Regions from separate parts of the Homo sapiens genome. Here regions 2 and 3 are each linked to region 1. Evidence: read pairs that join two places in POLR2A ChIA-PET (ENCODE). Cell type or tissue: PC-9. All regions are shown on one strand. Each heading gives the region's core, and the rest is flanking DNA. Links, peaks and the distances in the headings are about the cores only. Region 1 overlaps ACVR1 (activin A receptor type 1). Region 2 has its middle 96 kb from the start of ACVR1. Region 3 has its middle 77 kb from the start of ACVR1.

Region 1 (10,811 bases), core at 3,638-8,637:
TGTGCTTATGTAAATTAATCACAGGTGTGGAATCTTGAGGCTTGTGAAGAAAAGACTCCTAACAGTCAAATTCAGGCATGTTTTATGTTATAGAATTAATCTATAAAAAATGAATTCTGATGCAAAGCTATGTGTTCTAATTAATAGTAACCCAAATCAAGAGGCTAAAATTCCATTAGTGGACTGAATGCTGAGTGACACTTGAGGAGAGTAAAGTATAGAAAATGTCTCTGTTTTGTGGTTACTCATATAAAAGGTCTTGCATTAAAGAGTCCAGAGATTTATGTATCATAGACAAGGTCATCTTGATAATAGCACATAATTCTGGGAGCAGACACATCCCCATCTTCCCACCCCATATCACCCCTACTGCAAAGCATCACTGGAATCCCAAAGAGGATTCCAGGTAGGCTGGCCTCAGTCCTGACTCTTGACTTGCCATCATCCTTTCTCGTTTTTGTCTTTCCTGTTAGTTTCTTCTGATACCTCACGTGTCCTTTGGTAGAGGCTGTTTCATTTTAATTATTTAATTTCATTTTAATTATCTGCCATTTACTAATGTTAGTCTGAAGTTGGCGGTGATTTGCAGATTCTCAGTAGTAGTTCTCATCTGATTGGGGGGTGGTGTCTGCCTGTTTTATAGATGGGACACAGGCAGAGAGTAATGTGCTTAAGATACCAATGCCTGGGAAGTAACATGCCTAGGTTCATTCCTCAAGCTGTGCGATTCCAGAGCTTTTGCTCTTTTCACAAAAATTAACTGGGAGACAAGCTGTGTCCAGGTGGTGAAGCTAGGTCCAGGAGTACAGCCCAGCATGTACTCGAGGTCTAAGTTGTACAAAAAAGGCTGTAAGACCTTTCAAACTGATTTTTAAAATAACAGTTTTATTGAGTTAGTTCATATACCAAAAACATTCACCCTTTTATAATGTACTATTCAGTGGTTTTTAGTGTAGCCACAGAACTGTTCAACTGACACCACTATCTAATGTTAGAACATTTTCACCACCCTGACAGAGAAACTATTAGCATGTAAGACTAATTTTAAAGCTAACATTATTGGAGTAGAAGCCAAGGATTGGGCTCTCCTGATCATCCTGTGAACTGAGTGAGGGTAGAAACCAGTTCCTGGCCCAACCCTGCAGTGGGCACAGAGTAGACACCAGTGTTGACTCTCACAGAATCCTCCAGAACAGTGAATTCTCAACTTTTGAAATTTTAACCCAGTCCCAATTTTGGTAAACTAAAAAATCTCACTTTACTCTGCCCACTTGTTTTATGAAAACAATAGGATTTAAAATTGTTTTCTAAGCACCTATTTGTTTTTTGATTTTTCTCGGGTAGATCTGCCACCCTCATTATTTTGATTGGAGAGTCATTGGCATCTCAAGACTTCTGGGTTATTTTCATTGCAGGTTTGCTTGAACACATGAAATGATTCAGTGCAGTCATGAGTTCAGATGACTCACGCATTAAGCAATTTCATGTGTAAAAGTGATCCCAGCCAGCAAATGCTAATAACAGCCATTTATTATTCCTTGGATCTTCCTACTCTTTTCTTTAACATTTGTCTTTGGCCATTGCCTCCTTTCTGTTACCTTTTTCATGCTTATTAAAGTAAATTGAATAACATTATATAGCAATGTGTGTTATTTGTCTTTTCTTCCCAGTGTGATATAAACAGTCTGGGGCTGAGAAAATGGGTAGTGGGGTGGGGAAAAACCTTTAAGAAGGTAAAGGCCAGGTGTGGTGTCTCATTCCTGTAATCCTAGTGCTTTGGGAGGCTAAGGTGGGAGAATTGTTTGAGACCAGGAATTCAAGGCTACAGTGAGTTATGTTTCTGCCACTCCACTCCAACTTGAGCAACAGAGTGAGACCCTGTTTCTAAGACAAAAAATGTAGCAAATGTAACATTGTCATGGTGAGAGGAAGAACACTTCTTTTTCCTACTTGAGCTCCCTCAGTCACCTTGACTGACAACATCTGGAAGCAGGCCAGCCAGTGAGAGCTTAGCCAAGGGAATTGTATGGGGGCATGAGTCCAAGTGACCATCTTGGGAATAATTCTCTGGGAAAAAATTACATTTTTTTTTTTTTTTTTTGGTGAAACAAAGCATCTCCCTTCTTACATTTTATTGATAACAATTTAGTTTCCAGTAATATTACATTGTTAGCATGGTATATAAGTATTTCAAGTTTTGTTTTCTCTCTCTGTGTGTATATAAAATTTAGAAAAAAGATTATGTCCTAAAATGTTAGAGTAGGGAATACTTTGTTTTCAAATGTAAGTCACAAGGAAGCTGTGGTTGAGTATATACACTTAGTTTACACATTGTCTTTTTGTATGAAATCAGAAACGTTGGTAGTTCTCTTTGTCTATAACTTAGGGTTTGGGGAAGTTTGTTTTGTTTTTTAGTTTGAGTTAAAAGCCATGACAACACTGAAAATGGGTTCCAGTAGGTCTACCTCCTTTTTTCCATTAGCATTATTATTTCTTTTTCATTTTTTAAATTGTTCATATTTCTCTTGGATGGTATCTTTTCTGCTTTGAATCCATTATCAGGGTACATCATTTATTATCAACATTTATGAAGGGCCTTTTATTTAATTTTATTTTGAGACGGAGTTTGCTCTTGTCACCTAGGCTGGAGTGCAATGGCATGATCTCGGCTCACTGAAACCTCCGCCTCCTGGGTTCAAGCAATTCTCCTGCCTCAGCCTCCCAAGTAGCTGGGATTACAGGAGCCTGCTACCACACCTGGCTAATTTTTGTATTTTTAGTACAGATGGCATTTCACCATGTTGGCCAGGCTGGTCTCGAACTCCTGACTTCAGGTGATCCACCTGCCTTGGCTTCCCAGACAGAGTGTTGGGATTACAGGCGTGAGCCACTGCGCCCAGCCTCTTGGCCTATTGTTTATGACTATCCTTGATGTTTCATAGGTGAAAAATACTCTTACTTTGAAGAGTCCACAGACTCACCAGGGAAATAGTAAAATTTAAAAATTAAAATGCACTTTTAAGGGCCACAATAGTTAAGTTTGGGAAAAACAGATGAGGGGGCATGTGTTAATATTTCAGACAGGATGTAGACATGGGGGCTTTGGGAGGTGATGCTGGGGCTGATCCTGAAGCATAGGAGTTTGCCAGATGAAAAAAGACATTTCAGGCAGACAAGTGCAAAGGCAGAAGGTGAACATGGTCATGGTGTCCCCAGGGAGCTGTAAGATACAATTAGGGTGAGGGTACCTATGAGATGATAACTCGATGATGTTGGAGATGTCTGGGGCCAGATCATGAAAATCAAGAAATCTACACCAGCTAGGAGAACCATTGATGGCTTTAAGCAGAGGAGAGGCACTAGTGAGCGTTACTCAATGAACAATTTACTACACTCATGGCAGGGATGTAGAGGAGACCTTGAAGGAGTCAGTTGGGCCACTGCTGGTGGGAGAGGTCCTGGGCTGGGTTGTAGGCAGCGATGGGGTTTGTAAGGCAAACTTGGTTTCTGGCTTTGTCTACAAGATTCTTCAGTGGTTCCATTGCAGAAGATAGGACATAAAGAAAGATTAGTAGATTTGGGATGGTGGGTGACATGGACAGGATGCTTTCAGTCTTGGGAACCTGGATGTATTCTTTTGCTCCCTTGAGAGACTGTTCTTGGTAGACCCACTGTTACTGTACTTCTGTTTGTACATTTTCGTACTCAGTTATCCTTCAATTGGAGAGCAAATGATTGGTGAGCAAATTAAATTAAAAGCAAACCTCAGTCAGACACAGTGGCTCACGCCTGTAATCCCAGCACTTTGGGAGGCTGAGGCAGGTGGATCACTTGAGGTCAGGAGTTCGAGACCAGCCTGGCCAACATGGGGAAACCCCCATCTCTACTAAAAATACAAAAATTATCTGGGCATGGTGGTGGGTGCCTGTAATCCCAGCTACTCAGGAGGCTGAGGCACAAAAATCGCTTGAGCCCGGGAGGCAGAGGTTGGAGTGAGCCAAGATTGTGCCACTGCACTCTAGCCTGGGCGACAGAGTGAGACTCTGTCTCAAAAAACAAACAAACAAACAAAAAAACAAAAAACTAATCTCTGAGTTAAGAATGAAACTGCTAAATTAAATAAAAAGTATTATGTTATTTTTACATTTTTTTCTTTAATTAGTGGGTTGGGTGCCATCGCAGTACAGAGGTAGATTGGAAAGCTATCTTTTTTTGGAAACAGAGTTTTGCTATCCCTCTGTTGCCCAGGCTGGAGCGCAGTGACATGATCTCAGCAGCCTCTGCCTTCCAGGCTCAAGCAAGCCTCCTGCCTCAGCTTCCTGAGTAGCTGGGACTACAGGGACCCACTGCTATGCCCACCTAATTTTTTTTTTTTTTTTTTTTTTGAGACGGAGTCTTGCTCTGTTGCCTAGGCTGGAGTGCAGTGGCGTGATCTCGGCTCACTGCAAGCTCCGCCTCCCAAGTTCAATCGATTCTCCCGCCTCAGTCTCCCGAGTAGCTGGGATTACAGGCATCCGCCATCATGCTTGGCTAATTTTTTTTGTATTTTTGTAGAGACGGGGTTTCACCATGTTGGCCAGGCTGGTCTTGAACTCCTGACCTCAGGTGATCTGCCTGCCTGGACCTCCCAAAATGCTGGGAATACAGGCGTGAGCCCCAGCGCCCGGCCTTTTGTATTTTTTTGTAGAGACGAGGTTTTGCCATGTTGCCCAGAAAATTCCTGGGCTCAAGCAATCCGCCTACCTCGGCTTCTCAAAGTGCTGGGATTACAAGCGTGAGCCACTACACCTGGCCCAAAAACAGCACCTTTAATTAAAGAATACCCCTTGCTGTTAGCATAATTCTTGAGGAATCCTAGTAACAATCATGAAAGAAATACCTAAGAAGAATCTTTGAGCTAGAAGGAAACGTAGTGACTTGGGCCACTGCTCTTTCTTTATAGTTAGGATAAAAGGATAACAGAGAAGGGTGAGTGAGAAGGGTTAGTGACTTCTGAGTGTCACACAGCAGTGGTGCGGGGGCATGTCTAGCTCATCGGTTCAGTGTTACCTCCATCGACCTGGATGACTCCCTGCTCAGTCCCATAGAGACGATAGAGCTGAGTTGAAAGACACTAGTGCTCAAGACCACCAAGTCAGCGGTAGACCCAGAGTTGCCTAAATTCTTGACTTTAATCTTATTTTAAATTAACTCACTGTTCATAGGCCAACAAGTATTTGTTGACTGGTTAGTATGGAAGGGATACTACCCCAATTATTACACAATCAGAGATAAGTAAGAGACTATTTTTCTTTTCAAGAAGTGTGCAGGTTAATTTTTCAGATTAACTCATTACAGGACTGGCAAACACTTATACAATTCATGGCTTGTCTGACATAATTATGGGTATGTAGTATATACACACACAAAACCAATGAGAAAACGAGGCCACATAAAACATTGTTCATTTTTCTTTTCTTTTTTACCTAACTTTATTGGATTTTGTTTTCTTTTGTTTTTTTGCTTGTTACCTTGTTCTCTCTGCACAGTGGGCAATCAGTTTCTAGACTAGCTTTAGAAATGCCTACATGCTGGTGGGCAAACAATAAATAGAACCAAATAATAAAAAATAATATTGATTGTCTTTTTTTCAGTTTATTCTTGTTCAATCATAATTAGGAAGCATGATCTGGTGAAAATTTTTCTTAGGTTGGTAATGACATAAATACTTGCAGGAAGGTATTTGGTACTTTCTGCTACTGCTTTGAATTTAAGCCTAGGGTAGAAATTTAGCCATTTCTACCCTAGAAATGGTAAGAGTGATAGAGAAGTTTCTTTTTCTTTACCAAGTTTATGAGCTTGAAATTATTAATGCTTTTTGTTTTTTTTTCTTTCTTTCTCTTTCTCTCTGTTTCTCTCTTTCTTTCTTTCCCTTCCTTCCTTCCTTTCTTTTCCTACCTTCCTCCTTTCCTTTCCTTTCCTTTCCTTTCCCTTCCTTCTTCTTTTCCTTTTCCCCTCTCCCCTCTCCCCTCTCCCCTTTCCTTTCCTTTTCCTTTTCCCTTTCCCTTTCCTTTCCTTTCCTTTCCTTTCCTTTCCTTTCCTTTCCTTTCCTTTCCTTTCCTTTCCTTTCCTTTCCTTTCCTTTCCTTTCCTTTCCTTCTCTCTCTTTTTCTTTCTTTTCTTTTGTTTCTTTTTTTTTTTTTTTGACAGGGTCTTACTCTGTCGCCCAGTCTGTAATGCAGTGCTGTGACCATAGCCCACTGCAGCCTCCACCTCCCAGGCTCAAGCAGTCCTTCCCCCCTCGCCCTCATGAATAGCTGGGACTACAGGTATGTGCCACCCATGCTTGGCTAATTTTTTGGAGATGAAGTCTCACAGTATTGCCCAGGCTGGTCTCGAACTCTTGGGCTTAAATAATCCTCCTGCCTTGGCCTCCCAAAGTGCTGGGATTATAGGTATGAGCCACTGTGCTCAGCCTGTTTTTTCTATAATTTTAAACTTCATTCATGCCACAAATATTTAAGTAGTTTGGCATGATGCTAGACCAGGCACTGGAGATATAGCAGCACATTGAATACACAGAGTTCCTACTTTCAAGAGGCTCCTCGTTGAAGTTTTGCTAAATATCTGTCTAGTGAAGGTAAATAGTACAGCCTAGGAGAAACAAAATGCCAGACACTCCATTAGAAAACCAGAAAATCTGGTCCTGGCCTGGTGGGTGGCAGTCTTGCGAACTCTTGTAAAAGTGCCTGAGATCATGAGCTGATGAAAGCCTGTATAGTCTTATGTGTGAGTATAATCACCAAGGATTACCACATTCCTGCCAGGCAACAGTTACAACACGGATGTCTCATGGTAATGAGGAGAGCTGGAGTGCTGCTGCAATGGGGTGTACACACGTGAAAGCTGAGCCAAACAGACAGAAAGGCGATCTAATTACCAGAGAAGTCTGATTCTGTTTAGGGAGTCGTGTGTTGGGGGAATGGAAGAAGTGGCCATTTCCTTCTTTCTTCTCTTCCACTTGTTCTCAATCCCTCTTCACTCAAGATGCTCTGATTCTTCGCTGAGAACCATTTGGAGATGTACATATAGCTGGATTAAAGCTACTTGGGGTTAGCCCAGGACAGCAGACTGATTTCATGGAAGACATTTTTTCTACGGATGGAGTAGTGGGGAGGAAGAGGTATGGTTTCAGGATGAAACTGTTTACATCAGATCACCAGGCATTAGTTAGATTCTCATAAGGAGTGTACAACCTAGATTCCCCACATGTGCAGTTCACAATAGGGTTCGCTCCACTGAGAATCTAATGCTGCCACTGATCTGATCTGATAGGAGGCAGAGCTCAGGCCTAATGCTCACTTGCCAGCCCCTTACCTCTGCTGTGCGGCCGGGTTCCTAACAGGCCATGGACCAGTACCCGTCCACAGCCTGGGGGTTGGGGACCCCTGGCCTGATGAGTTGTCATGAAACTCATTTCTCACTCAGGAATTGATTTGACTCCATGGAACCACCACAGACCTGTTAACTGGGTAAAGGCTGATGGAACTTGAAAAAAATGAAGGAGAATTAGAAAAATAGGGGGAAAGTGTGATGGATCCATTGGATGTCTATATTGAGCTACTAGCTGCTCTAAAAGGCTTATAGAAAGGCCTCCTGTGTAATTGGTAACATCAGTTAACCAGAAAGGCTGTGTTTATTTCCTTCCTAAACTAGTTAATCAAAGATTTCAGTGGGCCTTGCATAGGGAAAGAAATAAGGATAGAAAAGGGAGAGAGCAGGAATAAAGAAGAGAGAGAGAAAGGAGTGGCTGGGCGTGGTAATCTCTCACTCCTGTAATCTCAGCACTTTGAGAGACTGAGGTGGGCAGATCACTTGAGGTCAGGAGTTCGAGACCAGCCTGGCCAACATGGCAAAACCCCATCTCCACCAAAAATTAGCCAGGCGTGGTGGCATACGCCTGTAATCCCAGATACTCAGGAGGCTGAGGCAGGAGAGTCACTTGAACCTGGGAGGTGGAGATTGCAGTGAGTGGAGATTGTGCCACTGCACTCCAGCCTGGTTGAGAGAGTGAGACTCTGTCTCAAAAAAAAAAAAGAGAAAGGAGTGAGTGACATGGGTTACTTATGAGTGAGGAGTGCATGTGTGTCTGTCTTTTGTGGAATCTGATCTTCTCTGAAGTCACACCTCATATCTGGTGAGAAGTTGACTTAAGGGGGTATTCTATTTTAGTCTGTAGCCTTCCTGTTTGGTGTCTGGATTTTTTCTAAGTCACCACCAGTGGAAGAATGAGTATTGGGCTATTAGTCTTTCATGTTCTCTTTTCAGGCTTCCTATGGAGCCCTTTGTAATATTTATTTCAAAGTTGCTTATTATTATTATTACTTTTTTGACAGGATCTTGCTCTGTTGCCCAGGCTGGAGTGCAGTGGCATGAACATGGCTCACTGTAGCCTCGAGCTCCTGGGCTGAAGCAGTCCCCCCATCTCAGCCTCCTGAGTAGCTGGGACTACAGGTGTGCACCACCATGCCAGGCTAATTTTTAAATTTTTTGTAGAGATGGGGTCTCGCCATATTCCCCAGGCTGGTCTCCAACTCCTGGGCTCAAGCAATCCTCCTATCTTGGCCTTCCAGTGTGCAGGGATTACAGGCATAAGCCACTGTGCCTGGCCCTAAATTGCTATTTTGATGAGTCAAAATGGTCAAATCTCAGCAATTTTGCATAGGATTCAACCTAATAATTCAACCCTGGTAATCGTCACTTCTCTTCTTATAGCTGCTCCTTAAATATTGAGTTTACAACATTAGCTACCATTTATTAGCATCCACTGAGTGCCATGTACTTCATACGTGGCAGCTCTGCAAGGGAGTCATGACGCCTGTTTTGCAGGAAAAGATTACATGGGCCAGGGCTGGGACCCATCTCAGAACCTGTTGGTTCAAGCATGGAACCTTCTTTATGCTACTGTAGCCCACTCACTGCCTTTGTTGCCTCAAGTTTTCTCCTTGATTCCCTTACTTTATATTTCTGGCAGGAGTAAATGAATCTTTGGCTGGACAGATGAAAGGGATTTTGATGGACCACCAAACCACTTCACTTGAGGGTTTCGAGGTTACGGAGTGTAGGCAGATTATCTTCAAACGTGTAGTCTGGTACTTAATTACACTCTGTAATTAAGTAAACCATAGCGGGCCCCTTTTGTCTTAGCCAAATTGTACTTTAAATTCTGGAGGAGAAAGGTGCTCTAATATTTCGGCCAAAACATTAGGAAAGCCCATCTTCACTGTATTTCCACTTTGGCCTGGTTGTCTTTCTAGGCTGTAAGGCAGACCTGAATCTTTTCCTTAAAACATCTTGGAGATTTTGTTTTTCCTCATGCTCTGCCCTCGTTCCCCGGCTTTTTTTTCTTCATTATCTAGAAGTCTGACATATTTGATTCCTACTCTGTCTCTAGATATACACCTGGAGAGAACAGTGTTTCTGTCACAGAATTCCTTCTCAGGATTTCTTGGGAAATATATATGTTTTTCCAAATCCCTAGAAAAATCACTTATGAGGTAAATGGGAAAAAGTGTTATAATCCTCCTGTGAGAATTGTATGAGTCAACACAATGACAGTAGAAAGAATTCACTGATGTCAAGTTGAAAGCAAGAACAGGAAAAGCTGACTTGCAGAGTTGAAGGATAAGATCCACCTTTTTTGGAGCCAGTGCAGGATAGGAGCATGTGGGAGAGAATGGGTCATGATTTCTTCTCGCCGTTGCCATGTTAGAAATGTGTCTTTGTGGCCCAATCTGCTACTACCATTGATGTGTCATCCTTGCAAATAAAATAAGTTTATATGCATAGCATACTGTATACATATCCTACGCTTGGTATTGCAAGAAATAAGTTTTAGAAGTAAACTGAGTCTTTAAATTGGTGACTTCAACATACGAATCTGTGTAGTACTGTTAATTTGCTTGTAGATCTGAATGTAGGTTATTGCAGTGGTCAACAAAGTCTCTTTCTAAAGGGCCAGGTAGTAAATATTTTCGGTTTTGCAAGCCATACGGACTCTGTTACAACTATCAGTTCTACCATTTCAGTGTGAAAGCAGTCATAGACTATACTTAAAATGAACAAGTGTGCCTGTTGCAATAAAACTTTTATTTACAAATCCAGACTGTGGGCTGGATTTTGCCCGCTACTGGCATAACATCCAATAATGTTCACTAGCATTTTCCAGGATCTTAGTATTTGCTATGCTACAATTCTTTGTAAATCCTACTAAGTGTGATAGTTCCCATTTAACAATGTTTTTGGATATCCAAATAATGAGTAAAGAATGCAAGTATTTTAAGAAGAATATATTCTGGAGAAATTCCTGGAAATTCCCATTTCTCATGGTCATTCACATTTTCTTATGTATAATTTGGGAATAGTATAAGCTCTCAATTTCATTGTTAGGATTAGGTCAGACAATGCAAGTAATGTGGTTAACACAGTTATAGAACTAAGAGCTCACTAAATGATAGCTGCTATAATTAGTAACTAGATGGGGAGTATTTACCCCATTTCATGGAAAAGGAAACTGAAACTCAGGGGTTAAATGATTTGCGGAGGTCACATTTAATAGGTTGGAAAACTGAGTTTGGCTGCTTCCTAAGTCCATGTTCTTGCTACCATATCCTGCTTTCTGAAGTAGTTCTGGTTAATGGCAATTCCACGGCAAGATACACCTTGATTTATTTGGTTTATGGGCTGGGTGAACAGACAGGGAGAGTATGGAATGGTTCTTGAAAGGGTAAGGATTTTCAATGTTTAGAAGCCACAGTTTCTAGAAGCCAAGGA
Region 2 (10,811 bases), core at 3,756-8,755, 150 kb before region 1:
AATCAATGTGATACATTATATCAACAGTATGAAGGACAAAAACCATACAATCATTTCCATCAATGCTGAAAACCCATTTGACAAAATTCAGCATCTCTTCATGAAAGAAAACCCTCAAAAAACTGGGTACAGAAGGAACATACGTCAACCTAATAAAAGCCATATACAAAAGATCCATAGCAGATGTCATACTAACTGGGGGGTGAGGGGGTACTGAAAGCTTTTCCTCTAATATCTGGAACATGACAAGGATGCCCACTATCACCACTGTTATTCAACGTAATACTGGAAGTCCTAGATAGAGCAGCTAGACAAGAGAAAAAGAAAAGGGCATCCAAATTGGAAAGGAAGAAATCAAATTATCCTTGTTGGCAGATTATGTGATCTTATATTTGGAAAAACCTAAAGGCTCCACCAAAAAACTGTTAGAACGTATAATCAAATTCAGTAAAGTTGCAGGGTGCAATATCAACATACAAATATCAATAGCATTTTTATATGCCAACAGTGAACAAATCGAAAAAGAAATTTTAAAAAGTAATCTCATTTACTTTAGCTGCAAATAAAATTAAATGCCTAGAAATTAATCAAAGAAGTGAAAGATCTTTATAATAAAAACTATAAAACACTGATGAAAAAAATTGAAGAGGACACCACAAATTGGAAAGATATTTCATGTTCATGGATTGGAAGAATCAATATTGTTAAAATGTCCATACTACCCAAAGCAATCTATAGATTCAATGCAATCCCTATCAAAATGCCAATGACATTATTCACAGAAATAGAAAAAAAAATCCTAAAATTTATATGGAACCACAAAAGACCCAGAATAGCCAAAGCTATCCTAAACAAAAAGAACAAAACTGGAGGAAGCACATTATCTGGCATCAAATTATACTTCACGACTATAGTAACCAAAACATCATGGTACTAGAATAAAAACAGACACACAGACCAATGGGATAGAATAGAGAACCCAGAAACAAATCCACACACCTACAGTGAGCTCATGTTCGACAAAGGTACCAAGAAGATACACTAGGGAAAAGACAGTCTCTTCCATAAATGATGCTGGGAAAACTGGACATTCATATGCAGAAGAAAGAGACTAGACCCCTATCTCTCATCATATACAAAAATCAAATCCAAATGGATTAAAGACTTAAAGACCTCAAACTATGAAACTACTACAAGAAAACATTGGGGAAACTTCCAGGACATTGGACTGCACTAAGATTTCTTGAGTAATACCCCACAAGCACAGGCAACCAAAGCAAAAAAGCATAAATGGGATCACATCAAGTTAAAAAGCTTTTGTATAGCAAAGGAAACAACCCAAAAAGGAAAGAGGCAACCCACAGAATGGGAAAAATTATTCACAAACTACCTATCTAACAAGGGATTAATAACAAGTATATATAAGTAGCTCAACCAACTCTGTCAAAAAAAAAAAAAATCTGGCCAGGCATGGTGGGACACACCTGCAATCCCAGCACTTTGGGAGGCCAAGGCGGGTGGATCACCAGAGGTCAGGAGTTAGAGACCAGCCTGGCCAACATGGTGAAACCCCATCTCTACTAAAAATACAAAAATTAGCCGGGCGTGATAGCACATGTCTGTAATCCCAGCTACTCGGGAGGCTGAGGCAGGAGAATCGCTTGAACCCAGGAGGTGGAGGTCGCAGTGAGCCGAGATCGCACCATTGCACTCCAGCCTGGGTGACAAAAAAAAAAAAAAAAAGTAAAAAAAACTAATAATCCAATTTTAAATGGGCAAAAGATTTGAAAAGACATTTCTCAAAAGAAGAGATACAAATGGCAAACGGACCTATGAAAGATGCTCAATGTAGTGATCATCAGAGGAAGGGACAAATCAAAACTACAATGAGATGTCATCTCACCCCACTTAAAATGGCCTCAAAAACAGGCAATAACAAATGCTGGCTAGGATGTGGAGAAAAGGGAACCTTTGTACACTGTTGATGGAATGTAAATTAGTACAGCCACTGTGGAGAACAGTTTGGAGGTTTCTCAAAAAATGAAAAATAGAGTTACCATATGATTCAGCAATCCCACCACTGAGTATATACCCAAAAGAAAGGAAATGAGTGTGTCGAAGGGATATCTACACTCCCATGTTTGTTGCAGCTCTGTTAACAATAGTCAAGATTTGAAAGCATTTAAGTGTCTATCAACAGATAATGGATAAAGAAAATGTGATTCTCATACACAGTGTAGTACTATTCAACCATAAAAAAGAATAAGATCCCTGTGCAACAACATGGATGGAACCAGAATTCATTATGTTAAGTGAAATAAGCCAGGCACAGAAATATAAACATCACGTGGTCTCATTTATTTGTGGGACCTAAAAATAAAGACAATTGAACCCATTGAGATAGAGAGTAGAAGGATGGTTACCAGAGGTTGGGAAGGTTAGTGGGGGATAGGAGGAGGTGAGATCCTTAATAGGTATCAAAAAGTTAAAATGAATAAATAAGGCCTAGTATTTGACTGCACAACAGGGTGGCTACCATTAATATAATTTAATTGTGCATTTTCTATTAAGAATAGCAAAGACATGAACACAACCTAAATGCCCATCAACGATAGACTGGATAAAGAAAATATGGTACATATACACCATGTAATACTATGCAGCCACAAAGAAAAGGATGAGATCATGTCCTTTGCAGGGACATGGATGGAGTTGAAAGCCATTATCCTCAGCAAACTGATGCAGGAACAGAAAACCAAACACCACATGTTCTCACTTATAAGTAGGAGCTAAATGATGAGAACACAGGGACATATTGGGGGGAAAACACACATTGGGGCCTGTTGGAGCAGGGGTGAAGGCAGGCAGAGCCTCAGGAAAAACAGCTAATGCATGTTGGGCTTAATACCTAGGTGATGGGATGATCCATGCAGCAAACCACCACAGCACACATTTACCTATGTGAAAAAACCCTGAACATCTGGCACATGTACCTCTGAACTTAAAATGAAAGTTGAAGAAAAAAATTAAATAATTTAATTGTGCATTTTAAAATAACTAAAAGAATACAACTGGATTGTTTGTAACACAAAGGATAAATGCTTGAGAGTGTGAATACTCCATTTTCCATGATGTGATTATTACACATAGCATGACTCTATCAAAACATCTCATGTAACCCATGAATATATACAGCTGCTGTGTACCCACAGAAATTGAAAATTAAAAATTATTTTAAAAAAGAAAATAAAAATAAATACAGTAAAAGAAACAATGAAGGATTAAAACAATACATTAGAAAATATATTTATAACACAAAAGTAGGTATTAATAAAGGAAGGATTGAAAAAGACATGAAACATCTAAAAAACAGGTAGAAAAATGGCAAATGAGAACATTACATTATTAGCAATTTCATTAAATGTAAACTGGTTGAACATTCAAATTAAAAATAAGAGATTCAGCCAGGTGCAGTGGCTCACACCTGTAATCCCAGCACTTTGGGAGGTTGAGATGAGTGGATCACCTGAGGTCAGGAGTTCAAGACCAGTCTGGCCAACATGGTGAAATTCCGTCTCTATTAAAAATACAAAAAAAAAAAAAAAAATTAGCCAGGTGTGGTGGCAGGTGCCTGTAGTCCCAACTACTTGGGAGGCTGAGGCAGGAGAATTGCTTGAACCCAGGAGGCAGAGGTTGCAGTGAGCCGAGATTGTGCCATTGCACTCCAGACTGGGTGACAAGAGTGAAACTATGTCTCAAAAAAAGAAAAAAAAGGGGTTAGCAGATTTAAAAGCAAGATTCAACTATATGCTGTCTATGAGAGACTTTAGATTTAAAGACACAAAGAGGTTGAAAATAAAAGTATGAAAAAAGATGTACCAGTCAAACTGTAACTAAGAGAGACCTAGAATGACTATATTATTAAAGTAGACTTTAAGACAAAAAATTGTTACTAAAGACTAAGAAGGACATCTTACAATGATAAAAGAGTTAATCAGCCAGGCATGGTGTCTCATGCCTGTAATCCCAGCACTTTGGGAGGCCAAGCCAGGTGGATCACTTGAGGTCAGGAGTTCGAGACCAGCCTGGCCAACATGGAGAAACCCTGTCTCTACTAAAAATACCAAAATTAGCCAGGCATGGTGGCATGCACCTGTAATCCCAGCTACTAAAGAGGCTGAGGCAAGAGAATCACTTGAACCCGGGAGGTGGAGGTTGCAGTGAGCTGAGATCGTACCACTGTACTATATAGCCTGAACAACAAAGTGAGACTCTGTCTCAAAAAAAAAAAGAGTTAATTGATCAAAAACATGTAAGAATTATAAACATATATGCACCAAACAACCCCAAATTCTAACAGAATTGAAACTGACAGAATTGAAGGAGAAAATAGTCAATTCAACAGTAGTTGGAGATTAATTAACCCACTTTCAATGGTGGTTAGAATAGCTAGACAGAATGTCTTCCAGAAAATGGAAGACTTGAACAAGGTATAGTCCAGTTTCCAGAGATCTAAAGAACCTCCATTTATTAATAAAATAATACACATTCTTCTCAAGCACACAAGTAACATTTGCCAGGATAAAACATATGTTACACCATAAAGCAAGTCTTAATAAAGTATAAAAGACTGTAATGGTACAAATTATACTATGTGACCACAGTGAAATGAAATTAGAAATTAATAACATGAAAATTTGGAAATTTCACAAGAAAATTGAGCACAGTTGTAAATAATTAAAGGTCAAAAAGTAAATTACAAAAGAAATTTGAAAATGCCTTGAGATAAATGAAAATAAAAACACAGTACACCAGATCTTAGGAGATGCAGTAAAAATAGTGCCTAGAGGGAAATGTATAATTAGAAATGCCTATTTTTTTTTAAAAAAAGATAGATCTCAAATCAAAACCAAAACTTTATCTTAAAGAGCTAAAAAAAAAAAGCAAATCCGAAGCAAACAGAAGAAAAGAAATAATAAATATTACAGAGAAAATAAAGGAAATAGAAAATAGAAAAATCATAGAGAAAATCTGTAAAACCAAAAGTTGGTTCTTTGAAAAGACCAACAAAATTGACAAAACTTTAGCTAATCTCACCAGGCAAGGAAAAAAAAAAACAAACCTCAGCCGGGCGTGGTGGCTCATGTCTGAAATCCCAGTACTTTGGAAGGCTGAGGCAGGTGGACTACCTGAGGTCAGGAGTTCGAGACCAGCCTGGCCAACATGGTGAAACCTCATCTCTACTAAAAATACAAAAATTAGCCAGGTGTGGTGGCACGCACCTGTAATCCTAGCTACTTGGGAGGCTGAGGCAGGAGAATCACTTGAACCCAGGAAGCAAGGTTGCAGTGAGCTGAGATTGCAGCACTGCACTCCAGCCTGGGTGACAGAGCTGACAGAGCAAGACTCTGTATCCAAAAAAAAAAAAAAGAAAGAAAGAAAAGAAAAAACAGACTAAAATTACTAACATCAGAAATGAAAAATGGGACACTATTAATAACTTTACAAAACAAAAAATATTATAAGGTGTTTTTGACTGAATGTTCCCCCTCACTGTCTCTAAATCCACATGCTGAAGCCCTAGCTCTCAATATGATGATATTTAAAGATGGGGTTAGGGTAAGGTAAATAGGGTTAGGTTAGGTCATGAGCTTGGGCCCTCATCATGGGATTAGTGGACTTAGAAAAAGAAGGAGAGATGAGATCATGGCAGACAGGCAGGACTAGATTGAAGCTCCCACTTGGACAGACACAACAGCCTGTGGAGGCTTGTACTGTGAACTTTTGCTCCAGTATGACTGTAGAAATATATTAGGAAAGCCAAGAGAACCCATATATCTTCCGAAAGAAGTGGATTGTTCCTGCAAGACTCTGGAGACACCCCAAATACTGTGAGTGCCCAAACTCTGCAAGTGGGAAAGGAAGATTGTTCATCCATGAACATACATCCCCACTGGGGAACCTGAAGGTCTAGATTATGGGAGAAGATTCTGACCTTACCTGGAGCTGAGTCAATTTAGAGAGCTGAGTGAAATACAGAGGTAGAGGAAGCAGAAGGAAAATCTCTGTGGGCTTGCTGGGTCCCTTAGCAAGACATTTCTGCCTCACCTCACAGGCATCCTTGAGGAGAGCTACCAGAGTCACTGGGAAAAGGCCACAGGGAGAAGAAAAGCACCAGCTGAACTTTGTAACAATTTGAACCAATTTAGAAGCCTCCTGGCCAGAAACTGGGGGAGGGTGTGAATCTGGTGTGCATACTCCACAGGTGGGAGAGGAAGGAAAGCCCTAGTTATTTTCACAGCTGGGAGGTGGGTAGCCTGGGGCAAGTTCTCAGTCCTGCTGGCCCACTGCCTGGAAACAGACTTGTTGCTGTTGGGGGTGGGAGCATGGTGGAAGTGAGATCAGCCCTTTGGGTTGGGTGGGAGCTGGGTGAGGCCTGTGACTGACAGCTTTCCCCCACTTCCCTGACAACCTGCATGACACAGCAGAGGCAGCCATAATCCTCCTGGAAACAAAACTCCATTGACCTAGGAACCTGAACCTCACCCCCACCCCCAACAGGAGCCGCAGCAAGACTTACCCAAGTAGAGTCTGAGCTCAGACACACCTAGTCTTGCCCCCACCTAATGGTTCTTCCCTACCCACCCTGGTAACTGAAGACAAAGGACATAAACTCATGGGAGTTCTAAGGCCTCTCCCACCACCTGTTCCTCCACATACTACCACAGCTGATGCTCTCTTGAAAGCACCACCTCCCAGCAGGAGGCCAACCAACACAAAAATAGTGCAATAATCAACCAAAGCTAAGGACCCTCACAGGGTCCATTTGATACCCCTGCCACCTCCACCAGAGCAGGTGCCAGTATCCATGGCTGAGAAACCCACAGATTGTTCACATCATAGGACTCTGTGCAGACAACCCCCAGAACCTGTCTACTAGAGCAAGTCTACTAGCCCAGAGCCTGGTAGGCTTGCTGGATGGCTAGAAGAGAGATAACAATTACTATAGCTCAGCTCTCAGGAAGCCACATCCCTAGGAAAAGGGGGACAGTACTACAACAAGAAAACACCCCGTGGGACAAAAGGACCTGAACAACAGCCTTGAGCCTGAGATGTTCCTGCTGACAAAGCCCAAATGAGAAGGAACCCAAAAACCAACTCTTGTAATATGACAAAAAAAGGTTTTTTAACACCCCCCAAAAATCATACTAGCTCTCCAGCAATTGATCCAAACCAAGAAAAAATCCCTGATCTACCTGAAAAAGAATTCAGAAGGAGGTTAGTTATTAAGCTAATCAGGGAGGCACCAGAGAAAGGTGAAGCCCAATGTAAGGAAATCCAAAAAATGATACAAGTGAAGGGAGAAATATTCAATGAAAAAGATAGCATAAATAAAAATCAATCAAAACTTCAGGAAACAATGGACACACTTATGCAAATGCAAAATGCTCTGAAAAGTCTCAGCAATAGAATTGAACAAGCAGAATAAAGAACTTCAGAGCTTAAAGACAAGGTTTTCAAATTAACCCAATCTAGCAAAGACAAAGAAAAAAGAATAAGAAAATATGAACAAAGCTTCCAAGAAGTCTGGGATTATATTAAATAACCAAATCTAAGCATCTTCAGCGTTCCTGAGGAAGAAGATAAATCTAAAGGCTTGGAAAGTGTATTTGGGGGAAAAATCAAGGAAAACTTTTCTGGCCTTGCTAGAGAACTAGACATTATACAAGAAGCTCAAAGAACATCTGGGAAACTCATCACAAAAAGATCATTGCCCAGGCACATTGTCATCAACTTATCTGAAGTTAAGATGAAGGAAAAAATATTAAAAGCTGTGAGGCAAAAACACCAGGTAACCTATAAAGGAAAACCTATCAGATTAATAGCAGATTTCTCAGAGAAAGTCTACAAGCTAGAAGGGATTGGGGCCCTATCTTCAGCCTTCACAAACAAACAATTATCAGCCAAGAATTCTGTACCCAGTGAAACTAAACTTTGTAGATTAAGGAAAAATACAGTCTTTTTCAGACAAACAAATGGTAGAAATCACTACTACCAAGCCAGCACTACAAGAACTGCTAAAAGGAGCTCTAAATTTTGAAACAAATCCTGGCAACACATCAAAACAGAACCTCTTTAAAGCATAAATCTCACAAGACCTACAAGACAAAAATACAATTTAAAAAAAAAAAAACAACCCAAGATATACAGGAAACAAATAGCATAATGAATGGAATGATAGCTCACATCTCAGTCAAACGTTCAATGTAAATGGCCTAAATGCTCCACTGAAAAGATACAGAATTGCAGAATGGATAAGAATTCACCAACCATCTGCTGCCTTCAAGAGACACACCTAACACAAAAGGACTCACGTAAACTTAAGGAAAGGAATGGAAAAAGACATTGCATGCAAATGGACACCAAAAGTAAGCAGGGGTAGCTGTTATTATATCAGACAAAACAAACATTAACGCAACAGCAGTTGAAAAAACAAAGAGGGTCATTATATAATGATAAAAGGTCTTGTCCAACAGGAAAATATCACAATCCTAAATATATATGCACCTAACACTGGAGTTCCCAAATTTGTAAAAGAATTATTAATAGAAGTAAGAAATAAGATAGACAGAAACACAATAATAGTGGGGGCCTTTAATACTCCACTGACAGCACTAGACAGGTCATCAAGACAGAAAGTCAACAAAAAACAATAAATTTAAACAATACCCTGGAACAAAGGGACTTAACTGATATACACAGAACATTCTACCCAACAACCACAGAATATACATTCTATTCAACAGTGCATGGAACTTTCTCCAAAAGACCATATGATAGGCTGCAAAACGAGCCTCAATAAAGGTAAGACAATTGAAATTGAATTCAAGTATTCTCTCAGGCCACAGTGGAATACAACTGGAAATCAACTCCAAAAGGAACCTTCAAAACCATGCAAATACATGGAAATTAACCTTCTCCTGAATGATCACTGAGTCAAAAATGAAATCAAGATGAAAATTTAAAAATTCTTCTAACTGAATGACAATAGTGACACAACCAATCAAAACCTCTGGAATACAGCAAAGGCAGTGCTAACAGGAAAGTTCATAGCCCTAAATGCCTACATCAAAAAGGTTGGAAGAGCACAGACAATCTAAAGTCATACCTCAAGGAACTAGAGAAGCAAGAACAAACTAAACCCAAACCCAGCAGAAGAAAGGAAATCACCAAGATCAGAGCAGAACTAAATGAAATTGAAACAAACAAAAAAATACAAAAGATAAACAAAACAAAAAGCTGCTTCTTTGAAAAGATAAATAAACTTGATAAACCATTAGAAAGATTAACCAAGAGGAGAGAAAATCCAAATAAGCACAATTAGAAACGAAATGGGAGCTATTACAACTGACACCACAGAAATACAAAAGATCATCAAGGCTACTATGAACACCTTTATGTGCATAAATTAGAAAACCTAGAAGAGATGGATAAAGTCCTGGAATGATACAACCTTCCTAGCTTTAATCAGATAGAATTAGGCACTCTGAACAGACCAGTAACAAGTAGAGAGACTGAAATGGTAATAGCAACAATTACCAACAACAAAAAAAGTCAAGGACCAAACGAATTCACAGCAGAATTCTAAGAGACGTTCAAAGAAGAATTGGTACCAATCCTATTCATGCTATTCCACAAGACAGAGAAAGAGGGGACCCTCCCCTCAAATCATTCTATGAAGCCAGCATAACCCTAATACCAAAACCAGGAAAAGACATAACAGAAAAAGAAAATGAGAGGTGACAGTGTGCTGGCAGTGCTCACAGCCCTCACTTGCTCTGGGCGCCTCCTCTGCCTGGGCTCCCACTTTGGCGGCACTTGAGGAGCCCTTCAGCCTCCCGCTGCACTGTGGGAGCCCCTTTCTGGGCTGGCCAAGGCTGGAGCTGGCTCCCTCAACTTGCGGGGAGGTGTGGAGGGAGAGGCGCGTGTGGGAACTGGGGCTGCGCCCGGTGCTTGTGGGCCAGCGCGAGTTCCAGGTGGGCATGGACTCAGCGGACCCCGCACTCGGAGCCGCCGGCCGGCCCCACCGGCCCCCAGCAGTGAGGGGCTTAGCACCTGGCCAGCAGCTGCTGTGCTCAATTTCTGGCCAGGCCTTAGCTGCCTTCCCACGGGACAGGGCTCAGGACCTGCAGCCCGACATGCCTGAGCCTCCCCTCCCACTCCGTGGGCTCCTGTGCCGCCTGAGCCTCCCCGAGGAGTGCTGCCCCCTGCTCCAAGAGCCCAGTCCCATCCACCACCCAAGGGCTGAGGAGTGTGGGCGCATGGCTCGGGACTGGCAGGTAGCTCCACCTGCAGGCTCCGTGGGGGATCCACTGGGTGAAGCCATCTGGGCTCCTGAGTCTGGTGGGGACGTGGAGAACCTTTATGTCTAGCTAAGGGATTGTAAATACACCAGTCGGCACTCTGTATCTAGCTACTCTGGTGGGGTCTTGCAGAACCTTTGTGTCCACACTCTGTATCTGGTGGGGACATGAAGAACCTTTGTGTCTAACTCAGGGATTGTAAATGCACCAATCAGTGCCCTGTCAAAACAGACCACTCGGCTCTACCAATCAGCAGGATGTGGGTGGGGCCAGATAAGAGAATAAAAGCAGGCTGCCCGAGCCAGCAGTGGCAACCCGCTCGGGTCCCCTTCCACAGAGTGGCAACTTGCTTGGGTCCTCTTCCACACAGTGGAAGCTTTGTTCTTTCGCTCTTTGCAATAAATCTTGCTACTGCTAACTCTTTGGGTCCACACTGCCTTTATGAGC
Region 3 (10,811 bases), core at 1,861-6,860, 130 kb before region 1:
CAAAGGTGGCACTGCTCAAGGCCATAGGAGCCCACCTCTTGTATCAGCATGACCTGGATGTAAGACATGAAGTCAAAGGAGATCATTTTGTAACTTTAAGGTTTAATGATTGCCCTGCTGGGTTTCAGACTTGGATGGGGCCTATAACCCCTGTGTTTTGGCCAATTTTTTCCCCATTGGAATGAGTGTATTTGCTCAATGCCTGTACCCCCAGTGTAACTAGAAAGTAACTAACTTGCTTTTGATTTTACAGGCTCATAGGCAGAAGGGTCTTGCCTTGTCTCAGATAAAACTTTGAACCTGGACTTTTGAGTTAATGCTGGAATGAATTAAGATTTTGGGGGACTGTTGGGAAGGCAGGATTATGTTTTGAAATGTGAGAACATGGGATTTGGAAGGGGCCAGGGCATAATGCTGTGGTTTGGCTGTGTCCCCACCCAAATCTCATTTTGAATTGTAGTTACCATAATCCCCATGTGTCATAGGAGGGACCCAGTTGGAGGTAATTGAATGTTGTTCACATGACAGTGAGTGAGTTCTCATGGATCTGATGGTTTTAAATGGGGCTTTCCCCCACTTTGCTCTGCACCTCTCCTTGCTGCTGCCACGTGAAGAAGGACATGTTTGTTTCCCTTTCCATCATGACTGTAAGTTTCCTTAGGCCTCCCTAGCCCTGAAGAACTGTGAGTCAATTAAACCTCTTTCCTTTATAAATTACCCAGTCTCAAGTATGTCTTTATTAGCAGTGTGAGAATGGAATAATACGATGATGTTATAATGAAACTCCATAATTGAGACAGTGAGGTCCATTCATATGTAGATTAATTAGGTCTAAATAAAATTTGCCCAGCCTGGCAAACACAGTGGAACCCCACCTCTACCAAAAAATACAAAAATTAGCCAAGTGTGGTGGCACATGCCTATAGTCTCAGCTCCTTGGGAGGCTGAGACATGAGAATTGCTTGAGCCCAAGAGGTGGAGGTTGCGGTGGGCCAAGATTACACTACTGCACTCCTGGGCAACAGAGCGAGACCCTCTCATAAATAAATAAATAAATAAAATTTGCCAATTTACACTTAAAAAAGGATTTTATACCATAACCAAACGAGATTTATCACAGGAATGCAAGGTTGGCTCAACATAAAGAAATCAATCAATAGGCTATACCATATTAATAAAGAAAAATCCCATATGATCATCTCAATTAATGCAAAAAATGCATTTGACAAAATGCAACACCATGTCATGATTTAAAAAAAAAAAAAACACTTGGCAAATGGGGAGTAAAAGGGAACTTAACCTGATAAAGAGAATCTATGAAAACCCCAGAACTCATATAATATTTAATGATGAAAGACTGACAGTTTTACTCCTAAAATCAGAAAAAAGACAATGGTCTTCCAGTCTGATATTACTTTATGATTATAAAGTCATGTGTGTTGTAATTTAAAATACTTTCTATAAAGTCTAGATGTGGTGGCACATGCCTGTAATCCCAGCACTTTGGGAGATTGAAGTGGGAGGATTGCTTGAGGCCAAGAGTTTGAGACCAGCCTGGGTAACATAGTGAGACCCTGTCTCTACAAAAAATTAAAATATTAGCTGGGTGTTGTGGCATGTACCTGTAGTCCTACCTACTTAAGAGGCTGAGGCAGGAGGATTGAGAGGATCAATTGAGCTCAGGAGTTTGAGGTTGCAGTGAGCTATGATTGCACCACTACATCCAGCCTAGGTAATAAAGTGAAATATTGTATCTAAACAACAACAACAACACTTCTTAAAGGATATGCATGGTGTAATCCAATTTTCATTCTTTAACAAGTATATGTGATGCACAGAAATGAGTTTAGAAGGCTGTATACCAAGATATTGGCAATGGTAATTGGGATGGTGGCAGTGTTGATGATGTATATAGCTTATATATATTTTTTAACAACAACTTTATTGAGATGTAACTCAGATGCCATACAATCCACCCATATTTAAAGTATACAATCCAGTGGTTTTTGGCACAGTTATGCAAGCATAACCACTATCTAATTCCATAATATTTTATCACCCTAAAAAGAAACCTTCTACTCATTAGAAGTCACTCCCCACTTCCTTCTCTTCCAGCCCCCAACAACCACTAACCATCTTTCTGTTTGTATGAGTTTACCCATTCTGGATACATGCTATGTAAATGGTATCATATAATATGTATTTTTTTGCATGTCTGGCTTCTTTCATGTGTCATCATGTTTTCAAGGTCCATCCATATCGTAGCATGTATCAGTACTTTATTCCTTTTTACAGCTAAACAATATTCCATTGTATGGATATACTATATTTTGTGTATGCTTTTATCAGTTGATGGACATTTGGGTTGTTTCTACTTCTTGACTATTATTATTAACGGTGCTATGATCATTCATGTACAAGCTTTTGTGTAGACATATATTTTCACTTATCTTGGATATATAGTAGGTATGTGTTTAACATCTTAAGATATATAGTAGGTATGTGTTTAACATGTTAAGAAATTGCAAAGCAGTTTCCAAAATGATTGCGTATTTTATATTTCTATCAGCAATATATGAAATGTATGAAAGTCCTAGTTGCTCTATATCCTCTCCAATATTTGGTTTGATTAGTCTTTTAAATTTTAACCCTTCTAATGGATGTGTCATAGTATCTCATTGTGCTTTTAATTTGCATTTGCCTGATGATTAATGATGTTGAGTGTCTTTTCATGGCCTTATTGGCTATTAGCGTATCTTCTTTTTTAAAGTGTCTTGCCAAGACTTTTGTTCCTGGTTAAAATTGGGTTTTCTTTTTGATACCTATTTGTAGAAGTTTTTACATATTCTGAACACACATCTTCATGAATATTTTCTATAGTTTGTGGCTTGCCATTTCATATTCCAACTTTGAGTCAAGGTCTACTATTAGACTCCAAACACTGGGCAGACCTCAAGCTTTGTCTTCTGTTCTCCACCCCACTTCCTGTGAAACCATTATAAATGCAATGTCAAGATCACTACAGTTTAGCATATGTTCTTAAGGCAAAAGCCTTAGCACTTTTCTCACCTCTTAGGAGGTTCCATGTTCACTCTATTTTTAGTTTCTGGGAGCCTTTACTTTCTTGGCATTTCAGTAATATGTTTGAAAGTTTATTTGTTTATATATATTTTTTTTTTCTTTTTTTTTTTTTTTTTTTGAGATGGAGTCTCACTCTGTCACCTAGGCTGGAATGCAGTGGCGCAATCTCAGCTCACTGCAACCTCCACTTCCCAGGTTCAAGCGATTCTCCTGCCTCAGCCTCCTGAGTAGCTGGGGTTACAGCCACACACCACCACGCCTGACTAATTTTTGTATTTTTAGTAGAGACGGGGTTTCACTATGTTGGTCAGGCTCGTCTCGAACTCCCGACCTCGTGATTCACCTGCCTCAGACTCCCAAAGTGCTGGGATTACAGGCATGAGCCACGGTGCCTGGCTTGTTTATATTTTATATGGCAGCAGTATTACTTTGAGGGAGAGGATGATAGCTTCCCTTGCAGCTAGCACTGATCATGTGACATAGTTCTGGCCAATAAGAGAAGAGGAAGTCTGTGGGCAATGATCCTTTCCTCTTCCTTCCACTTTTCTGCTTCGAATATAGATGTGAGAACCAGAGATGAAGCACCCATCTTTAATTCATTAGGAAGTAACACATTTGCTAAGAATGGCTAAATAGAAATAAAACAGAAACCATAAACAATGATGACATCATGAGCTGTGGGACCAATCCTGGGTTGCCTAACTCCAAACTTCTTAGTGAAAAGTTATATACTCTAATTTGTCTAAACTACTGTTGGTTGGGTTTTCTGATACTTACAGTCAGAAATTAAAGTTATTTTTGAGATTTAATATTTATATAATCATTCATCCATCTAATCAATAAGCATGTATTAAATACATATCAAGTGCCAGACATTGTTTATAATAGAGTTTCTCATTAGGGGTGGTATTACTATTAGTTAGCATTTTAAACATTTGTGAGAAAGTTTTTGTAGTGTTACAACTGGAAGCAACTAACATTTAGTGGATTGGTACTGGGAATACAATATTTCTTTTTTTACATCTTATTTTTTTTTTTTTTTTGAGACAGAGTTTTGCTCTTGTTGCCCAGGCTGAAGTGCGATGGTGCAATCCTGGCTCACTGTAGCCACTGCCTCCCGGGTTCAAGCGATTCTCCTGCCCCAGCCTCTCGGATAGCTGAGATTACAGGCATGCACCACCACACCCGGCTAATTTTGTATTTTTAGTAGAGACAGGGTTTCTCCATGTTGGTCAGGCTGGTCTTGAACTCCCGACCTCAGGTGATCTGCCCACCTCAGCCTCCCAAAGTGCTAGGATTACAGGCATAAGCCACTGCGCCCAGCCAATACAGAATTTCTTAAAATGCATAAGACTGTCCCATGCAGTAAGAATTGCCCTACATCTCGCATACTTTTCAAAGTCCACCAAAGACATATCTCTAGCTGAAAAAGGTGTTTTTAATGATCTAAAATTAGAACTTAATTCATTTTGCAAATAAATACCAAGTAGTTTCTTCATGTGTTTAATAGATTTAAATTTTCCAGAAATTTTTTTTAAAGAGACAGGGCCTTGCTCTATTGCCCAGGCTGGAGTGCAGTGGCATGATCATAGCTCACTGCATCCTCAAACTCCTAGATTCAAGCAGTCCTCCAACCTCAACCTCAGTCTCCTGAGTAGCTAGGACTACAGGGGTAGTCCTACCATGTAGCATGGTAGTAGTAACTACCATGCCCAGCTTTTGCTTTTTTTTTTTTTTTTTTTTTAGAGATGGGGGTCTCCCAATGTTGCCCAGGCTGGTCTTGAACTTTGGCATCAAGTGATCCTCCTTCCTTGGCCTCCTAAAGTGCTGGTATTACAGACATGAGCCACCAAGCCCAGCTTCCAGGAATATTTTGTTAGAAATATACCATAAGGTATTCAACATTTAGGAAAATCACATAATCACTCGCAATGCTGCATATGATTTTAAAGTTTCCAATATAACACACCTATATCAGACTACATGTATAGCTGTCTCATTTACATTTATTCTATATATTAGTGTAAGTAAGCATCTAAGTTATTTTGTCTAGAAGTCAAAACTAGATATTTACCTTTTGAAATACATACTATATTATAAACAACTTTGCTTTTATTACTCCTTTACATAATCAGGTGTTATGTTGCTTTTTTAAATTATGTTCACTTGTAAGTTATATAGTCTATTTAGTTAATGACAGAATTGTAAGCAGGTCTTATAAAATATCTATAATAGGAAGGGAGTTGCGCCTGGATGGAGTTAAGAATCATTGGTTTTAATGGTAATTCCTTATCTTTAAAAAATTGTTGGCCAGGCGCAGTAGCTCATGCCTATAATCCCAGCACTTTGGGGGGCCAAGGTGGGAGGATCACTTGAGCCCGAGTTCAAGACAAGCCTGGACAACATGGCAAAACTCCATCTCTACTAAAGATACAAAAAATTAGCCAGGCATGTTGGCGTACCCCTGTAGTCCCAGCTACCTGGGAGGATGAGGAGAGAGGATCACCTGAGCCTGGGAGGTTGAGGCCGCAGTGAGCTGTGATTATAACACTGTACTCCAGTCTGGGTGACAGAGTGAGACCTTGTCTCAAAGAAAAAAAAATTGTTACATAGTATTTAATACTTTTCATTCAAGATGACAAGAAAATGCCTAAAAGCAAAGAAAATCCCTGGTTGCTTGGAAAACCTGACCCCCAGCTAGAATTCCCTGCCTATAGATTTTTAATTTCTGAGTACACTTTATGGCTCTTTGACTCAGATTGCATTTTACTCCGGTGGGCAGCAGAAGTTACTGCCACTCTGCCAGCTCCTGGCGACTACTGGGGAGGGTTGTGAAGTCACCTCATTCCAGCAGCAAATCCATATGGCTCTGCAGCAATTTGATTCTTGCCTCCTCAGAGGAAAAAATTTGGCTAAGGGGCATAAGGCAGAGTGAGAGACAGGGGCAAGTTTTAGAGCAAGAGTGAAAGTTTATTTAAAGTTTTAGTACAGGAATGAAAGGAAGAAAAGTACACTTGGAAGAGGGCCCAGCAGACCACTTGAGAGATCCAAGTGCCCCGTTTGTCCCTTGACTTGGGGTTTTCTACATTGGCACGGTTCTGGGGTTGGCATTTCTTCTTCCTTGATTTTTCCCTTGGAGTGGGCAGTCCATATGTGTGATGGCCCGCCAGCACTTGGGAGGGGCTGCATGTGCAGTGTGTTTACTGAAGTTGTGTGCATGCTCACCTGGGGCATTTTTTCCTTACCAGTTGAGCGTTCCTAGAGGAAGGTCATATACCAGTTAAACTCTGCCATTTTGCCTCTTAGTGTGCATGTTTGAGCCCATTTGCCCAACTCCTGAAATTCTATCGGAAAGCTACTGATCACCAGCTTCGGGTATTTTCTGTCTATTGGGAGGCTGTCTTTTCGTGGCGCCAGCTGCAACCAATTATTTTGGAGAGACAGTTTAACAACAACCTGACCATAACCTGATGGTCACCTGACATTCCTGGTGGGGGCCCTCTCCTGCCCTGCTCGTGTCTGCCTAACTACCACTCTAAAAACCTAAGAACTTGGCTGTATTTCTCTTGAAGTTTGACACCATTCCTCTGAAGAGGAAAACACAATTAAGGAGGACTTACTGACTTACAGATGGAGAATGAATGAAAGGAGAAATGCAACTTGTTTAAGATCATGCAAAAAGCAGTGAGTGTTCAGAGGTAGGAACCAAATCTAATTTTCCAATTCCTGAAGCTAAATTAGGCTTAACCCATTAGTGTATGTTTTATATTTATGTATTTATTTACTTATTTTTGAGACAGAGTCTCACTCTATCACCCAGGCTGGAGTGCAGTGTCACAATCTCGGCTCACTGCAACCTCTGACTCCTGGGTTCAAGCAATTTTCCTGCTTCAGCCTTTCTGTGTATTTTTTATATTTTTGTATTATTAGTAGAGACGGGGTTTCATATGTTGGCCAGGCTGGTTGGAACTCCTGACCTCAGGTGATCCACATGCCTTGGCCTCCCAAAGTGCTGAGATTACAAGTATGAGCCACCATGCCCAGCCTGTTTTCTATTAAAAAAAAAAAAAAAAAGACATGAGAATATCTGTGTATGGTCAGAAAGACCTCTCTCCTCTTGAAGTTTAATAACTTAAAAAAAGTGGCTTACTACAGGCAACAATAGGAAAAATAGATAAATGGATAAATGGGATTACATCAAACCAAAAAGCTTCTGTATAACAAAGAAACAATCAAAAGGGTGAAGAAACAACCTACAGAATGGGAGAAAATATTTGCAAATCATACAAAGAGGTTAATGTCCAAAATATATAAAGAACTTGTACACCTCAATAGTAAGAAAACAAATAACCCAATTTTATTTTATTTTATTTTTATTTTTTGCTGTTCCTTGCAGAGCTAATTCTTAGGCAGTGGGCCCAGGGTCAGCCCCAATTTTAAAATGGACCAAAAACCTGAATAAACATTTTTGCAAAAAAGACATACAAATGGCCAACAGGTATATGAAAAAATGCTTAATATCACTAATCATTAGAAAAATGCAAATTAAAATCACAATGATCTATCACCTCATGCCTGTTAGAATGGCTATAATAGAAAACACAAGTGTTGGTGAGGATGTGGAGAAAAGAGAACGCTTGTACACTGTTGGTGGAAATGTAAATTAGTGCAGCCATTATAGAAAAGAATATGGAGGTTCCTCAAAACAATTAAAAATAGAACTACCATATGATCCCGCAATCCCACTTCTGGGTATATATCCAAAGGATATGAAATTAATATGTCAAAAAGATATCTGCTTGCCCATGTTTATTGCAGCATTGTTCACAATAACCAAGATATAGAATCAACCTAAGTGTCCATCAATGGATGAATAAAGAAAATGTGTATCTATACAATGGAATGCTATTCAGTCTTAAAAAAGAAGGGAATCTTGTCATGTGACAACATGGATAAACGTGGAGGACATTATGTCAAGTGAAATATGCCAGGCACGGAAAGACAATCTGAAAAAGTCAAACTCATAGAAGCAGACAGTAGAATTAGAATGGTGGTTATTAGGGGCTCATGGTTCCCCGTTGGTCGGGAAGGTCATGACATAAAATAGCAGGATTGGAGATATAGATGCTAGTCAAGAAAAGTCAAGAAATATAAATTTTGAGTTAACTATCAGAAATACCTTCAGGAGATGTATGTTGCGGTGACTATTGTTAATAACATATTGAATATTTGAAAGTAGCTAAGAGAGTTGGTTTTAAGTGTTCTCAGCACAAAAAAATAAGTGAAGTAATGCATATGCTAATTAGCTTGATTTAGCCATTCCACAATGTATGCATATATCAAAACATCATGTTGTACACCATACATATATACAATTTTTAGTCATCAGTTAAAAAAGGGAAAGAAAAGGTGGCTCACATTTCTCCCATTGAATCTTCTTTTTTTCTAAGTGCAGTCATCCCTTCGTATCCTCAGGGGATTTGTTCCAGGACCCCCGAGGATACCAAAATCCATGGAAGCTCAAGTCCCTGATATAAAGTGGTGTAGTATTTGCTTATTATCTGAGCACATCCTCCTATACACTTTAAATCATCTCTAGATTACTTATAATGCCAACACAATGTGAATGCTATGTGAAGCATTGTTGTATTGCATTCTTTTGAATTGGCATTCTTTTTTATCATTGTCTTGTTATGTTTAATTATTTTTTTCCAAATATTTTCTAACTGAGACTGGTTAAATCCATGGATGGGGAACCACAGACACAACAAAGGACCAACTATAATTTCACTTGTATAAGTTCCTTATATGTGAGGAGAGTAAAGGAAAGAAAATTTCAAAGGTCACAGAATTATTAATTGACAAGGTAGAAGCTCAGCTTCCTTAAGTTCTAGCCAAGCTTCTTTGATATAGTAAAGTATTTACAAAGGAGTCAATGTTCAACTCTTATTAATATTATGGGTTTAAAATGTTTTCATTATCTAATTATACTTGGTCTCCTCTGATTTTGTTACCACTCCCCACTCATGCAACGTCATGCTCTCTTACTGGATACCTGATGGTTTCTTCCCTTTTATACTGGGATCTTTCCATTTGGCTCTACCAGACAAATTTCATTTAAGCAAATTATTAGAATCAGACGAGAAATTTTAAAGGCAATGTGACACGTTTTGCCTAAGACTTGGGCAAATGTCTGAAACTCTCTATACTCCAGTTCATTTTAGCTTCATATCTGTGATTGTTTGCTCTTTATAAATACTCACAACAGGGTTATAATATCCCAGGTATTAACTGAGCCTGTAAAACTGCCTGTGATTTTAGGTGGAGGATAAAGGGAAAGAGACAGAGCTGATTCTACCGGGGATCCAACAGAGCTTTGATGATATGGACTGTTTCCTGTTTTGCCTGTGAAGATTGTCCAGAGCTAAAGTAAGAAAACATGTGGAGAATATGGAGATAAAATATGAGACAAAAGGTAGAAAATGGACAAAAGGAAAATAATATATGTATTATACATTTTATAATTAAGAGTGTAAAGGATTAGCTGGAGGTAGTGGTGTGGGCCGGTAGCCTCAGCTACTTGGCAGGCTGAGGTGGGAGAATGATTTATAAGCCCAAGAGATGGAGACTGCAGTGAGCTGTGATTATGCCACTGCACTTTAGCCTGGGCAGCAGAGTAGGACCTTGTCTCTAAATTAAATTAAAGAATGTAAAGGGGAGCCAGGCACAGTAACACACATCTGTAATCTCAACTACTTGGGAGGCTGAGGTGGGAGGATTACTTGAGACCAGCAGTTTGAGGTCAGCCTGGACAACATAGTGAGACCCCATCTCTACATAAAAGAAAAAGAAAGAATGTGAAGGGGAATGCTCAGGTGGTATTGCTATGAACTACACTGTCACTATATCAAACAGATCAATTTTAGCTGTAAATGACAGAGACCTTAAAAAATGGTGACTTAACCATTAGGAAAGTTCTTCCTCAACAGACAGCAATCTGGAGGTAGGTGATCCCCAGTTGGGTGGGGAGCTCATGACATAGCAAGGGCCCACACTTTTCCCACCTGCTTAGAGGACCATCCTCTGCATGTCGACCAAGTTTCCCATTTTGATCATAAGGTGGCTGCTGGAGCTCCCAGCACAAAATTCTCACACATCAGCTCCTATCAATACCTAAGCAGGAAGGAAGTGGATATGGGTAAAGAGAGACTTTTCTTTTTCTATGCCTTTCTCTTAACTGAGAGGACAGTCTTTTTCTAAACTACTCAACAGAACTTAGTAGCATGCCCCTAGACCAACACAAAGAGAAATGGGATGGCAGTGTTGTAAACCAATCCTAATTCATGTCTTAGGATTAGACATACTACTATAAGAGAGAAGGTAGACTGGCCAATGGGTAGGCAAGCATCAGAATCAGTCACACAAATACACACACACACACAAACACAGAATCAATCAACTATCAGAATTAATAAGGGATTTGGGCGAGGTTGACAGACGCAAGACTATACTAAAAAACGGATTGCCTTTAGCCTCAATAACAAAATAAGAGTATTTTGTAAATTATGCCATTCATTTTTGCAACAAAAATAAAGTATCTTAAATTAACCCAGATATTTTGTTAACATTAGCCAATTGACCAAGAATACACAAGACATCTATGGAGGAAATTTTAAGACTTTTATAAAGGGCACAGATATGAATTTAGTACATGAAAAGACTTTATAGTC

What was found. Peaks named below come from ENCODE experiments on the same cell type or tissue, not always from the same donor. Only the 100,000 strongest peaks of a DNase experiment are listed, where the experiment ranks them.
Region 2: POLR2A ChIA-PET joins it to region 1 with 5 read pairs; 4 of 35 experiments call an interaction of 5 or more read pairs at or near these places.
Region 3: POLR2A ChIA-PET joins it to region 1 with 5 read pairs; 3 of 35 experiments call an interaction of 5 or more read pairs at or near these places.

What each region holds. Positions count from the first base shown.
Region 1 is chr2:157,822,024-157,832,834 of GRCh38, reverse strand. The region is part of intron 1 of ACVR1 (activin A receptor type 1); the gene reads left to right. Among named protein-coding and RNA genes, the nearest start is that of ACVR1, 49 kb to the left of the region's middle. RefSeq lists an enhancer at 1,299-1,800. In PC-9, for the core only: no CTCF peak of the experiment used is centred there; a DNase peak (open chromatin) is centred at 6,754; H3K27ac peaks cover 1,944 bases.
Region 2 is chr2:157,967,419-157,978,229 of GRCh38, reverse strand. No RefSeq gene overlaps it. Among named protein-coding and RNA genes, the nearest start is that of ACVR1, 96 kb to the right of the region's middle. In PC-9, for the core only: no CTCF peak of the experiment used is centred there; a DNase peak (open chromatin) is centred at 6,299; H3K27ac peaks cover 1,676 bases.
Region 3 is chr2:157,948,121-157,958,931 of GRCh38, reverse strand. No RefSeq gene overlaps it. Among named protein-coding and RNA genes, the nearest start is that of ACVR1, 77 kb to the right of the region's middle. In PC-9, for the core only: no CTCF peak of the experiment used is centred there; no DNase peak of the experiment used is centred there.